Linked DNA regions of Homo sapiens: regions 1, 2, 4 and 5 are each linked to region 3. The links are chromatin contacts, found by Hi-C or POLR2A ChIA-PET in ENCODE. All regions are on one chromosome and are shown on one strand. The core of a region is the stretch at or near the end of the contact, and the rest is flanking DNA. Distances in the headings are between cores, read along the strand shown.

The links. Hi-C counts contacts between places; a loop is a spot of excess contacts on that map. ChIA-PET counts read pairs that join two places held with the same protein, here RNA polymerase II (POLR2A). Pooled maps may share reads with other maps.
Region 1: a map of mammary epithelial cell shows a loop between it and region 3 (8-fold over the local background). The contact joins the promoter of NUDT7 here to the promoter of MAF in region 3. A Hi-C loop is called at or near these places in 2 of 168 maps with a recorded cell type or tissue (CD4-positive, alpha-beta T cell and mammary epithelial cell) and 7 of 50 pooled maps.
Region 2: a loop to region 3 is called in a map of naive thymus-derived CD4-positive, alpha-beta T cell, with 4 times the contacts of the local background. The contact joins the promoter of CDYL2 here to the promoter of MAF in region 3. A Hi-C loop is called at or near these places in 2 of 168 maps with a recorded cell type or tissue (both naive thymus-derived CD4-positive, alpha-beta T cell), 1 of 37 single-sample maps with no recorded cell type and 8 of 50 pooled maps. POLR2A ChIA-PET finds 5 or more read pairs at or near these places in 1 of 52 experiments (activated CD8-positive, alpha-beta memory T cell).
Region 4: a loop to region 3 is called in a map of CD4-positive, alpha-beta memory T cell, with 18 times the contacts of the local background. The contact joins the promoter of CMC2 here to the promoter of MAF in region 3. A Hi-C loop is called at or near these places in 3 of 168 maps with a recorded cell type or tissue (CD4-positive, alpha-beta memory T cell and naive thymus-derived CD4-positive, alpha-beta T cell) and 10 of 50 pooled maps.
Region 5: a map of endothelial cell of umbilical vein shows a loop between it and region 3 (10-fold over the local background). The contact joins the promoter of WWOX-AS1 here to the promoter of MAF in region 3. A Hi-C loop is called at or near these places in 14 of 168 maps with a recorded cell type or tissue (Caco-2, Calu3, IMR-90 and 9 more), 1 of 37 single-sample maps with no recorded cell type and 19 of 50 pooled maps.

What each region holds. Positions count from the first base shown.
Region 1 is chr16:77,721,064-77,723,763 of GRCh38, reverse strand. It overlaps NUDT7 (nudix hydrolase 7), which reads right to left and starts at 1,250. Exons shown (of 4, transcript NM_001105663.3): 1 at 1,147-1,250. The coding sequence starts at 1,181. RefSeq lists a silencer at 1,275-1,404 and an enhancer at 1,118-1,412.
Region 2 is chr16:80,803,337-80,806,036 of GRCh38, reverse strand. It overlaps CDYL2 (chromodomain Y like 2), which reads left to right and starts at 1,439. Exons shown (of 7, transcript NM_152342.4): 1 at 1,439-1,887. The coding sequence starts at 1,864. RefSeq lists silencers at 1,159-1,218, 1,239-1,548, 2,159-2,228, 2,509-2,658.
Region 3 is chr16:79,599,389-79,602,088 of GRCh38, reverse strand. It overlaps MAF (MAF bZIP transcription factor), which reads left to right and starts at 1,352. Exons shown (of 2, transcript NM_005360.5): 1 at 1,352-2,700. The coding sequence starts at 2,187. It overlaps LOC101928230 (a long non-coding RNA gene), which reads right to left and starts at 1,202. Exons shown (of 3, transcript NR_188556.1): 1 at 1,100-1,202; 2 at 1-42. RefSeq lists an enhancer at 1,143-1,437.
Region 4 is chr16:81,005,624-81,008,323 of GRCh38, reverse strand. It overlaps CMC2 (C-X9-C motif containing 2), which reads left to right and starts at 1,439. Exons shown (of 4, transcript NM_020188.5): 1 at 1,439-1,590. It overlaps CENPN (centromere protein N), which reads right to left and starts at 1,110. Exons shown (of 11, transcript NM_001100624.3): 1 at 1,047-1,110. RefSeq lists enhancers at 602-741, 1,052-1,161 and a silencer at 1,332-1,701.
Region 5 is chr16:78,240,428-78,243,127 of GRCh38, reverse strand. WWOX-AS1 (WWOX antisense RNA 1) reads left to right here and starts at 1,377. Exons shown (of 4, transcript NR_184272.1): 1 at 1,377-1,930. All of the region lies in intron 5 of WWOX (WW domain containing oxidoreductase), which reads right to left. RefSeq lists a silencer at 2,262-2,556.

The DNA of each region.
Region 1 (2,700 bases), core at 1-2,500, 1.9 Mb after region 3:
AAAAATTAGCCGGGCATCGTGGCACATGCCTGTAATCCCAGCTACTCAGAAGGTTGAGGCAGGAGAATCGCTTGAACCCAGGAGGCAGAGGCTGCAGTGAGCCGAGATTGCCTACTGCACTGTAGCCAGGGCGGCAGAGTGAGACTCTGTCTCAAAAAAAAAAAAAAAAAAGTGTATACAAATGACTTCTCTGAGTTTCATCTTCATTTGTGTCAGGCTTGAGGATATTTAAGAAGATTAAATGATGCAGTTCATATACTGTGGCTGGCACACAGCTGGTGCTCAGGGAATGGTAACCACTGTCATAAATCTCCCCATCATTAGATAAGCAGTTGTTTGCAGGAGGTATTTGCTATTTTTTGCCTCTTTCTAGGTGGCAGGGTGCTCACCAGATGTGGTTGGGTAACGGCAGTGTATTTCAAAGACCAAATGGCCTGAAAAAAATCAGTGAATGCTGGCACAGGGATTGCACAGTGCATCTGGATGCACGCAGGCCAGCCTCCAGAAAAGGAAACTGTGGGCTGGTGGCTTTTAACCACCCGGAAACCACAGAACTGACCAGACAAACCAGCCAAAGTAAAAGGCTGCAAAAACGTTATCTGTCCACTTTAGGGGCTGGCCGCTGGAATAATCACCAAGGTATCAACAGCAGTAGCAGCCACCCCGTTCTGAGCATGGTCTCAATTTTGACGTTTCTCATTTTATCCTCACAACAGCCCGGCAAGTGATCACAGGGTCACCTCCAGGCTCAGAGAGTTTACGAAACTGACAGACCCAAGGTCACAACTGAAAGTAGCCACCGGGGGACTTGAATCCGGGGCTGCCTGCTGCGGGTCTGTGCCACTGTCGGGGGTCCTGGGGTCCAACTCTGGAGACGCGGATTGCAGAACAGCCAAGCCGGCTGGGAAGGGGAGCAGCGTGTATGTAAACCATACTGGCTTAAGCCGGCTCTGTTCCTGGCCAGAGCAGTGCAAAGGTTCGGGGACCCTGCGGGTTGCTGGAGGCGAGTGCTCCCCCATCCGGCGCTCGCAGGTGGACTGGCGGGAGCTGCAAAATCAGTCCCGGCCAAAAGGCCCCGGTGGCCTCCGCTACGATCAAGGCCGGGCCTGACCAAGCTCGGGGTGCCAGGGCCCGGAAAGCCTTTACCTGACTGGCTCCTCGGGAAGACCAAGTCGTGACATTGCCCTGGGGAATGTTTGTTTCCGGGCGGACTCCTCGGAGCTGCTCGGTCGGTCGCGCTTGCGCAGAGCAGCTCTGGGCTTGGGAGCGGCCTAAAGCCAGAGAGAGGGGCGGGGCTTAGAGCACGAGGCGGGGTGGTGTCTGGGGCGGAGACAGGGGGCGGGGCGGTGCGAGATCTGGGATCGGAGGCCGGGATCGGGGCGGGGCGGGGCTTATAGCCAGAGGCGGGACTTGAGGTGGGGAGAGGCGCGGGGCGGGACTTAGGGCCGGGTGTTCCTGGTTGCTCAAAGCAGTTTCTGCCGGGCTCCTTGGGCTTCTATGGAAGCAAGAGGTATAGGAGGAGTTGTGGAATTTAGAGCTGGAAGAGTTAAAAAAAAAAAAAATACAGTGTTGGTGAGGTGATAATATTTTACACTCGCATTCGCTGTTGCTGGAAGGTTAAGGTGATTCATTCAACTTTTTGGAACTGCTGTCAGCACCTGTTCACCGACCACCTGTATGCACTGGGTGCAGATCCCACAGCTAGCGAAAAGACACGTGGAGCTCACAGTCAAATGGTAGAAACATAAATTAATCACACAGGGCTGGATGCAGTGGCATATGCTTGTAATTCCAACACTTTGGGAGGCCAAGAGGGGAGGATCACTTGAATCCAGGAGTTCGAGCCCAGCCTGGGCAACATGGCGAAACCCCATCTCTACAAAATAAAAATAAAAAATTAGCCAGGCGTGGTGGCACACACCTGTGGTCCCAGCTACTCAAGAGGCTGAGGTGGGAGGATCGCTTGAGCCCAGGAGGTCGAAGCTGCAGTGAGCCGTGATAGCACCACTGCACTCCAGCCTGACAGAGGTAGACCGTCTCAAAAATAAGAAGAAGAAGATAAGAAGTTTTTAATGCAAAAAAAAAAAAAAAAAAAAATCACACTGATAAAGCAGTGGCCTTTGGTCCTTCTAGAGCGTGTGAAGGAGAAATGTGACCCAATTAGGAGACAGAAGAGGCTTGGTAGAGGAAATAGAAGTGCAGCTCATCTTGAAAGCAGTAGTTCTCAAAGTGTGGTCCTCAGACCAGCAGAATCAGGATCACTTTGGTCCTGTTAAAAATGTGGACTCTGGGCCAGGCGCTGTGGCTCACACCTGTAATCCCAGCACTTTGGGAGGCCAAGTCGGGTGGATCACCTAAGGTCAGGAGTTTGAGACCAGCTTGGCCAACATGGTGAAACCCCATCTCTACTAAAAAAACAAAAATTAGCCAGTGGCAGGCGCCTGTAATCTCAGCTACTAGGAGGCTGAGGCAGGAGAATCGCTTGAACCTGGGAGGCGGAGTTTGCAGTGGGCCGAGATCGCGCCATTGCACTCCAGCCTGGGCAAAAAAAAGCGAAACTCTGTCTCAAAAACAAAACAAAACAAAACAACAACAACAACAACAACAAAAACCAAGAAAGAAAGAAAGGAAAGAAAGAAAAGAGAAAAGAAAAGAAAAGAAAAAAGACGAAAAGAAAAGAAAAGAAAAGAAAAGGTGGAC
Region 2 (2,700 bases), core at 190-2,689, 1.2 Mb before region 3:
TGGCATAGTTCGAAAAACAATCACTGTGTACCTACTCTCTCTCAGGAACAGTGGAAGATGCTTGCGATACAAAGATAAACAAGCCCCTATACGAAGAACAAGAATGTTCCAGATGGATTCAATGTGGAAGGACATTCTAGGCAGGGGGAACAGCAAATGCAAATCCATGTGTCCTGGAATGAGCCAGACATGCTTCAGGTTCCATGGAGTTTTTTTTTTTTTTTTTTTTTTTTGGATTAAAAAATTTGGTGACTTTTCAAAGTTTGACAACCTCAGGATTAAACAATTTATCGAGCCCCTCTGCCATCTCACTCTCCATGAGGGCAGTCCAGGTTGAGACTCAGATACAAATCACCTTTATTGAGTTCTGCTGGGATGGACAGGTCACTTCATGTATACGTAGATCCTCTCCTTAATTCTATTTAAATCACTTAGGTGACTATCACCATCTCCCATCAGGGTTCGGTGACCTGCCCACAGCCTCCCAAGTAGAAAATGATCCAGGGAGCATGTGAGTTAATGATACATCACATCTGGAGCCAGGCAGGCATTTCATGGGTGGGGATGAAGATCTTCCCTCCAATTTCAGAAGTCTGACCTTGCAGGTTCTGAAGTAACTATATACATAAATATTTATAAGGAGAACCCTTTAAGCAGAGGGGTGACCATTTATCCATGAGAGATGGCTTAGGAACGGATTTGGGTTTTGGAGAGCTTCTCTAGCTCCTCCAGCTCCGCAGCCTGTCACACGCAGGATGACCTTTTAGAACAACTGAGTGCTCCATTACACTCCTCACTTGCGGATTCAAACTGTCTCTGGGCAGGGTCCCAGTTTTGCCTGTCCAGGGACACTGTGCACTTGGGTTGACTTTGGTAAATGTTTGAGTAAGGGATGAGTGAATAAATTCGGGGAGAGGGGTTGTTGAGGGAAGGCCACCCCTGGCTCTAAAGACTTTCCAGGGTTTATGGGGTGGCCACGCCTGTCCTGGATCCCCATGGTGCCTCTGGATGGGCCATTTCATCCTTCCTCCCTGTGGCCTCCACATCTTACAACCCAGCCTGGAGGGAGGGGCCGCGCAGCCCCGAGGGGCCAGGTCTCCCAGGCGGCGTCCACTCCCCTCGAGGGTGGAGGAGGTAGGTGGGGACCCCGGGCCGGCGGGGCTCGGCTGGGGCCCCTTCCCTGAGGTCTGCAGCCGCAGCCCTCTACCTGGCTCCCCGGCCGCCCCTTCGCGGCCCCAGATCGGGCGCACCCGGCGGGCACCTGGCCCGCCGCCCCCCGGGGGCCCCGCCAGCTGCTCCCGAAGCCGGCCCGGGGTGGCGGGGCGGGCCCGAGCGCTAGTCGACTCTGGGACCGGTCCCCCGGGGCGCGGCCGGGCAGCAGCCCCCGCCTCCCCGCCCCGGGGGCCGGGCCGGGCTCCCGGGGGGCGGGGACTCGCCCAGTGGCAGCAGCGTCCGGGCCGGCGGCGGGCGCCGGGCGGCTTCCTGCAGGCGGCGCCGGGGCGAGCCGTTGCCGGCTGCAGCCACCGCCGCCGGGTCGCCGGGTCGCGGGGGCCGCGGCGCTCGGGCCGCGTCCGTGCCTCCCGGGCGCGCTGCGCGGCCGTCGCTGCTGCCCGCGCTCGTGCCGCCGCCGCCGCCGCCGCCGCTGCTGCCGGTTACGCCAGCCCCGCCGCCGCCCGCTCTGATTCTGCGCATAGGCAGCCCCCAAGCCTGTCATTCTGCAAAAACACAGTTTACTCAACACACCACACACACTCGCACACACACGCGCGCACACACACGCGCACACCGGACCCCGCGCGCACACGCACGGAGGGCGCGAGCGAGCAGACGCGCACACCGGCGAGCCAAGTTCCGCAGCCTGGCATGGCTTCTGGGGACCTTTACGAGGTACGGGGACGCGGGGGCGCGGGCCGGCCCCAGTCAGCGGGCGGCGGCGGGCGGCGGCGGCGGGCGGCGGGGACCGGGCCGGGGCCGGGGCCGGGCGCAATCCGGAGTTGCCGAGCCCGCGGCGGCGGCGGCGGCGGCCGGAGGGTGGCGGGGGCCGGGCGCGCCTCCCGCCCGCCGCCCGCCGCCCGCCGCCTCCCGCGGCGCCCGCGCCCGCTCCCTCTTTCTCTTTCTCTCGCACACACACTCTCTTACTCCATCTACTTTGCGGCCTTGGAGGGGAAGGAGGAAGCCGGGCGGAGCCGGGGCGGGGGAGGTAGCGGTCCCGGGGAGGTGTTTCTCGCCCGACGAGCCGCCTCGAGTACAGAAAGTACAGGTAAAAGTCGGCGCCGGACGTGCTGGGAATGCGGGGGGGCGCGCCGCGGCCGGCGGGGGTGTGGGGCGGGGGTTGCGCGGCCCGGCTGGGCCGGGGGCGCGGGGGAGGAGGGGGGCGGGCGATCGGAGCGGAGCCTGGCCGGGGCGAGGCGGGGTCCCGGGGGGCTGCGAAGGGGGAGGCTGGGTGGGGGTTCGGGGGGACAACCGCCAAACCGCTCCCCGGGGTCCCCGGGCCACCTCCCTCACCCCCCACCTGCTGCCCCCGCACCAGCTCGGACGCCCTCCGGGCTCGGGCGTGGGGGTGGCCCTTGCGGGTGTCGTGCTCCCTGGGGGCGAAAGGGGGCGCTGCGGAGGGCCCTGGGTGGGAGGAGAACGTGGAAGTCTGAGGTGTTGGGGACATAGGACACAGATGCCAGCCCAGCGCCCAGTACTCTCGTCACC
Region 3 (2,700 bases), core at 103-2,602:
AAATAAATCTCTGCTTCTTCGACTTGCCTATCGCTTTAAAATCTTAGAAACAGAGTTAGTTGTTGGTTTCCTTCTTTTTTCTTTTTCTTTTTTATTTCTTTTTTGCATAAACTTTTAGAGAATCAATCTAGAAATTTGAACTACTTATTAGCATTTGCAACTGGGGGTGGGGGGAGCAGCCTCCCCCACCCCACCCCCCACTCTGCGTTTCCGGACTAGTTCCAGAAACCGCGGTTTAAAATTTAACCCTTCGAGGGTAGCTGGTGAGGGCTGGGGTATTGTTTTTCCCCCTTGCTCCCTGCCACGATCAAGTCCGAAATAATTAAAGGAAACGTAAAAGTGCAAAGGGCGCGCCTGACCCTGATAAACAGAGGTCAGATTTCGTAAGGGGACGGGTGAGTGTGAGTGTGTGTGTGTTTGTGTGTGTGTGTGTAAGAGAGAGAGAGAGCGAGCGCGCAATATGAGTCTCAAAGGCCAAACTCCGGCCAGTCAGGAGCCGGAAGGCTGAGCCCGGCTGACCTGACTTTGAGCTTCCCCGGAGTTATCTCGCATAGGCGCTCGCTCTGTCCAAGGGCACGCGACGCCAGCGGGCAGCCGGTCTCCGTGAAGAATGGCCTCTAAACAACTTATTTTACCTCGTTGTAAAGAGAGGGATAAAATGGGCTTTCCCTCTCCACGGATGCCCAGCCTTCTGGGCAGGCGCATGGCCGGGCGGCGCCCAGCCCGCAGCCCCGATCCGGACACCCCACTGCATCCCTCCCTTCCCGGTCCCTTCCCCGCACGGGCGCCCGAGAGACGGACAAAGAGTTGGGGCCAAGTTTGAGCGCCGGGCACGGCCAGGCTCAGGGAAGGAAGGTCCCCGGCAGACACCTGGGTACCAGAGTTGGTGCGAGGAGGAAAAGCTGGGAGGCGAATTCACAATCCTGGGGGTGGAGGGCAGGCAGGGGAGGGGAATCAGGCCAATCCCAGCCGAGTGAGCCCCCAGCGAGCTGGGGCTCCGGATGGGAGGCCTGTCTCGCGCTCCAAAGAAAAGCAAACCGCCCTCCCAGGTCCGCCCGGATTGCCGAAGCCCCTCTGGAAAAACTCCTTCCCCTCTTACACCAAACTTTGCGCCGGGCCTCGTTCCCTCCCGGGTAGGCAGCGGCGCAGGAAGGGTTAAGCCAGCCCGTCCCAGCTGACAGTCAGCTGATTGGGCCCTGATTGACAGCTCCGAAAAGTTTCCTTGTTTCTATACTATTATGCTAATCGCGGCCGCTCTCGCCGCCTCCCATTGGCCCGGAGTGCCAGTCAATTTCTCATTTGGACCTGACGTCACGAGTGCTATAAAACTCAGCAATTGCTTTAAACTCTTCTTGCTGGATCAGAGGCTTTAAAATCTTTTTTCATCTTCTAGCTGTAGCTCGGGCTGCTTGTCGGCTTGGCCTCCCCCTCCCCCCTTTGCTCTCTGCCTCGTCTTTCCCCAGGACTTCGCTATTTTGCTTTTTTAAAAAAAGGCAAGAAAGAACTAAACTCCCCCCTCCCTCTCCTCCAGTCGGGCTGCACCTCTGCCTTGCACTTTGCACAGAGGTAGAGAGCGCGCGAGGGAGAGAGAGGAAAGAAAAAAAATAATAAAGAGAGCCAAGCAGAAGAGGAGGCGAGAAGCATGAAGTGTTAACTCCCCCGTGCCAAGGCCCGCGCCGCCCGGACAGACGCCCGCCGCGCCTCCAGCCCCGAGCGGACGCCGCGCGCGCCCTGCCTGCAGCCCGGGCCGGCGAGGCGAGCCCTTCCTTATGCAAAGCGCGCAGCGGAGCGGCGAGCGGGGGACGCCGCGCACCGGGCCGGGCTCCTCCAGCTTCGCCGCCGCAGCCACCACCGCCGCCACCGCAGCTCGCGGAGGATCTTCCCGAGCCTGAAGCCGCCGGCTCGGCGCGCAAGGAGGCGAGCGAGCAAGGAGGGGCCGGGGCGAGCGAGGGAGCACATTGGCGTGAGCAGGGGGGAGGGAGGGCGGGCGCGGGGGGCGCGGGCAGGGCGGGGGGGTGTGTGTGTGAGCGCGCTCGGAGGTTTCGGGCCAGCCACCGCCGCGCAAGCTAGAAGCGCCCCAGCCCGGCAAGCTGGCTCACCCGCTGGCCACCCAGCACAGCCCGCTGGCCCCTCTCCTGCAGCCCATCTGGCGGAGCGGCGGCGGCGGCGGCGGCGGCGGCAGGAGAATGGCATCAGAACTGGCAATGAGCAACTCCGACCTGCCCACCAGTCCCCTGGCCATGGAATATGTTAATGACTTCGATCTGATGAAGTTTGAAGTGAAAAAGGAACCGGTGGAGACCGACCGCATCATCAGCCAGTGCGGCCGTCTCATCGCCGGGGGCTCGCTGTCCTCCACCCCCATGAGCACGCCGTGCAGCTCGGTGCCCCCTTCCCCCAGCTTCTCGGCGCCCAGCCCGGGCTCGGGCAGCGAGCAGAAGGCGCACCTGGAAGACTACTACTGGATGACCGGCTACCCGCAGCAGCTGAACCCCGAGGCGCTGGGCTTCAGCCCCGAGGACGCGGTCGAGGCGCTCATCAGCAACAGCCACCAGCTCCAGGGCGGCTTCGATGGCTACGCGCGCGGGGCGCAGCAGCTGGCCGCGGCGGCCGGGGCCGGTGCCGGCGCCTCCTTGGGCGGCAGCGGCGAGGAGATGGGCCCCGCCGCCGCCGTGGTGTCCGCCGTGATCGCCGCGGCCG
Region 4 (2,700 bases), core at 190-2,689, 1.4 Mb before region 3:
CCCTATCAAATTAAACTGTGAGGAGGGCGCACGGAGGGCTTGAGATTTAGCATCTTTTAAAAAGTACGTCAGATGATTTATTCCGGGTAAAGTTTGCAGAACGCCAGTCTAAAGAAATTTGGTAGAGCGCCCTCAGTCTCACCAATTAAGACGGAAATCCCTTTAGTAAACGTTTACCCCGTGACCATTTTTAAACTTTCCTTTTTTTGTTGTTTCGGAGACACAGTCTCGCTTTGTCGCCCAGGGTGCAGTGCAGTGGCGCGATCTCGGGTCACTGCAACCTCCGCCTCCCGGGTTCATGCGCTTCTCCTGCCTCAGCCTCCCAAATAGCTGGGATTACAGGCACCCGATACCACGTCCGGTTAATTTTTGTATTTTTAGTAGAGACGGGGTTTCACCATGTTGGCCAGGCTGGTCTCGAACTCCTGACCTAAGGTGATCCGCCCACGTCGGTCTCCCAAAGTGTTGGGATTACAGGCGTAAACTACCGCGCCTGGCCCCATTTTAAAACTTTCTTTATACTTCCTAGCGTTTTAGTGTCTGACATACAGTAGATGCTCAAGATCTGTGGAACGCATGATCAAAAAGATCCATTTTAAGTAACGTTCCCGTAGCCACACACCTCTGCTGCGCTCCAACAGGCAATGCGAGGAGCAACGCAAGAGGGTACAGGGACAAAAAACGACGGAAGCCGAGGTGACAGAAAAGCAAAACCCCAACTCTGGGAAAGGAAGCAACCCCAGGATCGTAGAGCGGAGCCCCTGGTCACATGACCACACGGCCCTCCCCTGACGCAGTCGCGAGCCTACGAAAGGCTCCACCCGCCCCACCGCGGGCGAGGTGACGTCACAGCCGGCACAGCGCCACCGCCCCCTCACCTCGGCCCGAACCGTAGTTCCTCGCCCCGAGCCCGAGACCCAGCGCCAATCCTGCGCCTCACAACGTGCGACAATTGCGAAAAAGCCACCCCCGAGGCCTGGGATCTGGCTTCCTCAAGGCCCCACACCCTCCGGGGCCCGATCCAGTGCCGCCCGGGGCTCTCTTACCGGCCCACATCTCCTGCAGTCTCACTCCTCAAGAGCTGTTCCCGCTCGCCGCGCCTTCAAAGCCACCAATTGCAGTTCCCGCCGCCTCCAAGCTCCGCCCACCGGAGCACAAGCATCAGGCTGTGTCTTGGGCACAGGGGACTGCACGGGGGAGCGACTGAAGCGAAGGTCGCCGAGCCCCCCACGCCGCTCTTCTTAGAAGTGTGCAACCTTGCACCAGTAGTGGACTTACACATAGGCTCCGTTAGGACCTGGCTTATGTGCTCGGCTTGTGGCTTAGACGCTGCCGTGCCCCAGTGGACTCACTGTGCCTCCCCCCACGACGGACGGAAATGGGCCCCTCCAGGACAGGCGGCGCATGCGCCTTGGGGCCCGCGGGCGGCGGGGGCGAGGAGCCGGGAGCACGGTGGAGCGGTGGAGGGCGTCACTGGGTTTCGGCGTCTGGCAAGCGGTTCAGCTGTCTGCTCCCTAGCAGCCGGCCTTCGGGTCGGGCGTCTCCGCCGGCTACTGCCGCTTCAGTTCTCCCGGTGTGGCCACGAGTCGGGTGAGTCTCGGGAGTCCAGGCCGTTCCGAACGCGTTCCGTTGTTCCTCCTCAGGTCCCTGATGGCGCGTCCCGCCGAGCCCCTTCCTGCCGCCCGTCGGCCCCAGGAGGTGGGGACCAGGAAGACCCGGCTGCCGCAGGCCCACAGCCGGGCTGCTGCGCTGGGGAGGCTGCGAGCGAGGTGGCTGGGCGCTCGCTGGAACACGCTGGTGGCCGAGACAGGCCGTGGGCGTCGCTCGGGGTTGGGATCCGCCCGCCACTCACTCAACTGGCTGGTGACCTTGGGCGCGCTCCTCCCCTCCCGGAGCCGGGGCTTCCTCGCCGGTAAAATGGACCTTGAGGAATGGAGCCCTCAACACAGGGTTTGACACGATGAGCGCCCAATAAAGTGTTGTTATTGTTGTTTATCTAGCAATTGAGAATTTGCGGGTAGAAAACGGGGGCCGTTCAAGCAAGTCTCAGCTGCAGTGCCCTGTGATGTGAGAACCCACCAAGAGCCCCATCAGTACACTTTACTCTTTTTTCTCCTTTAATGCTTTTTTTTTCCAGGAAAGTAATACATTCATCTTGCTTTTCTTGCGTTTAAAGATCAGGCGTTTTACGTAGAGTCTTAAGTAAATCAGTTTTGGAAGTCTTCATTTAAAACCTCAAAGGCATGGAAGTTTTCGATGGCAAAGGAATTATGTTGTGATGCCATTCGTATCTCCTCTCCTTTATATGTATGGCTTTTGCACTTGTTTAGTTGATTTAAAATGAGTTTCTTTTTCATCCTTTTCCTACTGCGTTGAGGCCTGAACTAGTTGTCAGTTTCTGACATTCCGCGAACATCGATTGGGCATTTACCATGTGCATTGGCAAGAATGCTCCCTCACGAGCCTGTGCGTTCCTTGAGATGTGTGAACGAGTATTTTCCTCTGAAATTCACATGATTCTGGCAGAGTGCTAGGCACCTTGTAAGTCCTGGTAATGTTTATTCAGGGAAAGCTGCGAGGGCGCATTCTCTGAGAAACTCTTCGGTGGAAGTCAGAGTAGTTAAGCCCTTCTCCCTAGGCAGCACCCCCGGGTCCCTCCCAGAAGCAGCCTGGCATGGGGTCTACAGTGCCAGCGCCAGT
Region 5 (2,700 bases), core at 128-2,627, 1.4 Mb after region 3:
TTTAAAATGCAAGAGAGCATCATGGGATGACAGTGGAAGAATGGACCTGGGTGAGAGGAGGCTAGGATGGGGAGAGGGAAGGGAAGGCTCACATGTCTCTTTTTTTGTTTTTGGTTTTTTTTGAGACAGTCTCCCTCTGTTGCCCAGGCTGGAGTGCAGTGGTGCGATCTCAGTTCACTGCAACCTCCACCTCCCAGGTTCAAGCAATTCTCATGCCTCAGCCTCCCAAGTAGCTGGAATTACAGGCGCACACCACCATACCCAGCTAATTTTGTTATTTTTAGTAGAGATAGGGTTTCACCATGTTGGCCAGGCTGGTCTCGAACTCCTGACCTCAAGTGATCTGCCTGCCTCGGCCTCCCAAAGTGCTAGGATTACAGGCGTGAGCCACTGTGCCCGGCTGGCTTTCATATCTCTTATTCTTTCTGCTTCCGCTCTCTCCTGTCCCCTATTAGCCATGGGTTCCAGAGAGGAGAGAAGGCTCGGGAGAGCAGGGGACTCAGGAGGTCACCCTGCTACCCTCACCTTTTTAATAACCCTCCTCAAACCCTGGTTCCACGTCTCCCTCACTCAAGGATTTATGTCTCATTTTCAATGGAATGTTACATTTGGTCAGACCACGAAGAAAACTCCTCATTATAAACTAGGAAATGTGTGGAGAGAGAATTATTTACCCAAGGCAGTGCTCAATCAGTGTTGCCCGAATATTTATTTAGCCCACACACGGAGAAGTTGTGTTAATGTTTGCCAAAGAATGTAGCTTTATAAAGTAACTGGGTCAAAAAAGACAGCATATCATTTTACAAATAACTTTAAAATTGCTTAAGTTAAATAGCTGGGCTCTCTCAGGTTTGTCTTTTCAAAAACGCTGCAGAAACAATATCCAGAATTATGTCTAATAAAATACAGGTATTACAAAGTGGCTGTTTAGCCCATTAAAGAAAATGGAGAGTGAAATCTGAATTATTTCTACCCGAGGCAGAAGCAGACAAAGTTACCAAAATTATGTTAGGCCGACGTCGCAATTCTTCAAGTCTGCAGGGCGGCAAGGCTAACAGCTCCTGCACCAAGACTCTATTAGGAGAGCTGTATTTTTCAGTCAACAATGACAGGCATTCCATTTCTCAGCCTCAAATCTAGTGTAGCTATGGGGAATTCACCCAAAACATTTGCTTTTGCTTTATCAGTGGCATTTGTCTGCCTCAAAAGCCTTGTGAGGGAGAGGGCTACTACGTGACGCTGCCAGGCAATGCTGTTGGAGGCAGCTGATTTGATGGACAAGAAGGGGAGCAGTGACCACCTGGGTCACTCTGACTCCGCCCTCTCTGAGCCAAGTGAATCTGAGCAATGATGTCATAATAATCATCAATAGCAACAGTGGCTGCGCGTGAGGGGCGTGGTGGTTCACGCCTGTAATCCCAACACTTTGGGAAGCCGAGGTGGGCAGATCATTTGAGCTGAGGAGTTCAAGACCAGCCTGGACAACATGCTGAAACCCCATCTCTACTAAAACTACAAAGAATTAGCCAGGCATGGTAGCACATGCCTGTAGTCCCAGCCACTCAGGAGCCTAAGGCAGGAGAATTGCTTGAACTTCCCCAGCTTCAAGAGGAAGAGTCTGCAGTGAGCCGAGATGGCGCCACTGCACTCCAGCCTGGGTGACAAGAGTAAAACTCCCTCTCAAAACAAACAAACAAACCAAAAAAACAAATAGCAACAGCAACCACAATCATCATCACCATCAAGGCTGGAACAAGGATGAGGCAGGCAGGCTCTGATAGCAACAGGAGGAAGCAGACCAAGGAGGGAGAGAAAGGAAGGCAGAGAAGGGGAAAAAAAAACACAAATGATAATAATAGATGCTGACATTTACGGAGCACTTACTATGTGCTGGGAACCATGCTGACGGCACACCGAATCCACTGAACAGGTGGGTAAGTATCATGGGTCAATATCATTCTCATTTTAATGTTGACAGTCACAAGACTTTCATCTGTACAATGGGGGTACTGCTGGCTCCCAAGGCCAGTGTTGGTGGAATACAGTGAATAGAGGTGAGTACCGTGTGACAGGAGGCTGCATCAGTAAGCAGGGGCAGCCAGCCAGGTGAGGAACATGCCCACTGAGATGGAGGTCAGGACGTTGAGAGATCCCCAAATTGCAAGTTGTCATCCTGAGACAAGCGATACCTTGCTGGACACTAATTCATTCTTGGAGTCTCTCCCTCTCAGCCCTTTGGCTTCATGTTCTGGAGAGAATGACCAGAGAGACCCATTTACTCAACGCTTCTCAATGAGACAGGGATCTTCTAAAGGGCACTGTCTTATATAGATCCTTGCACCTGCAATACCTGCCTGGCCCAGCCTGGCCCTCGCAGGTTCTTGTGAAATATTTGCTTATGAGTAAGCAAATGCATAACACGAGACGGCTGCTCTGGAATGACAGTTGCGAACACAGGAGGCTGCTGAGACTTCCAGAGACTGTAGATAAAGAACAAAGACCCTGTGAAGTTCCTCCGGGAAACCAGATGTGGCAGTGTGCTAGGGCTGCCCTAGCGTATCAGCACAAGCTCAACAGAAACTGACTCTCACAGTTCAGGAGACCAGAAGTCTGAAACCAAGGTGTTGGCAGGGGTGACTCCTTGTGGAAACCGTGCCAGGTTTCTCTCCTCGTTTCTGGGGGCTGCCCATGACCGTGGCA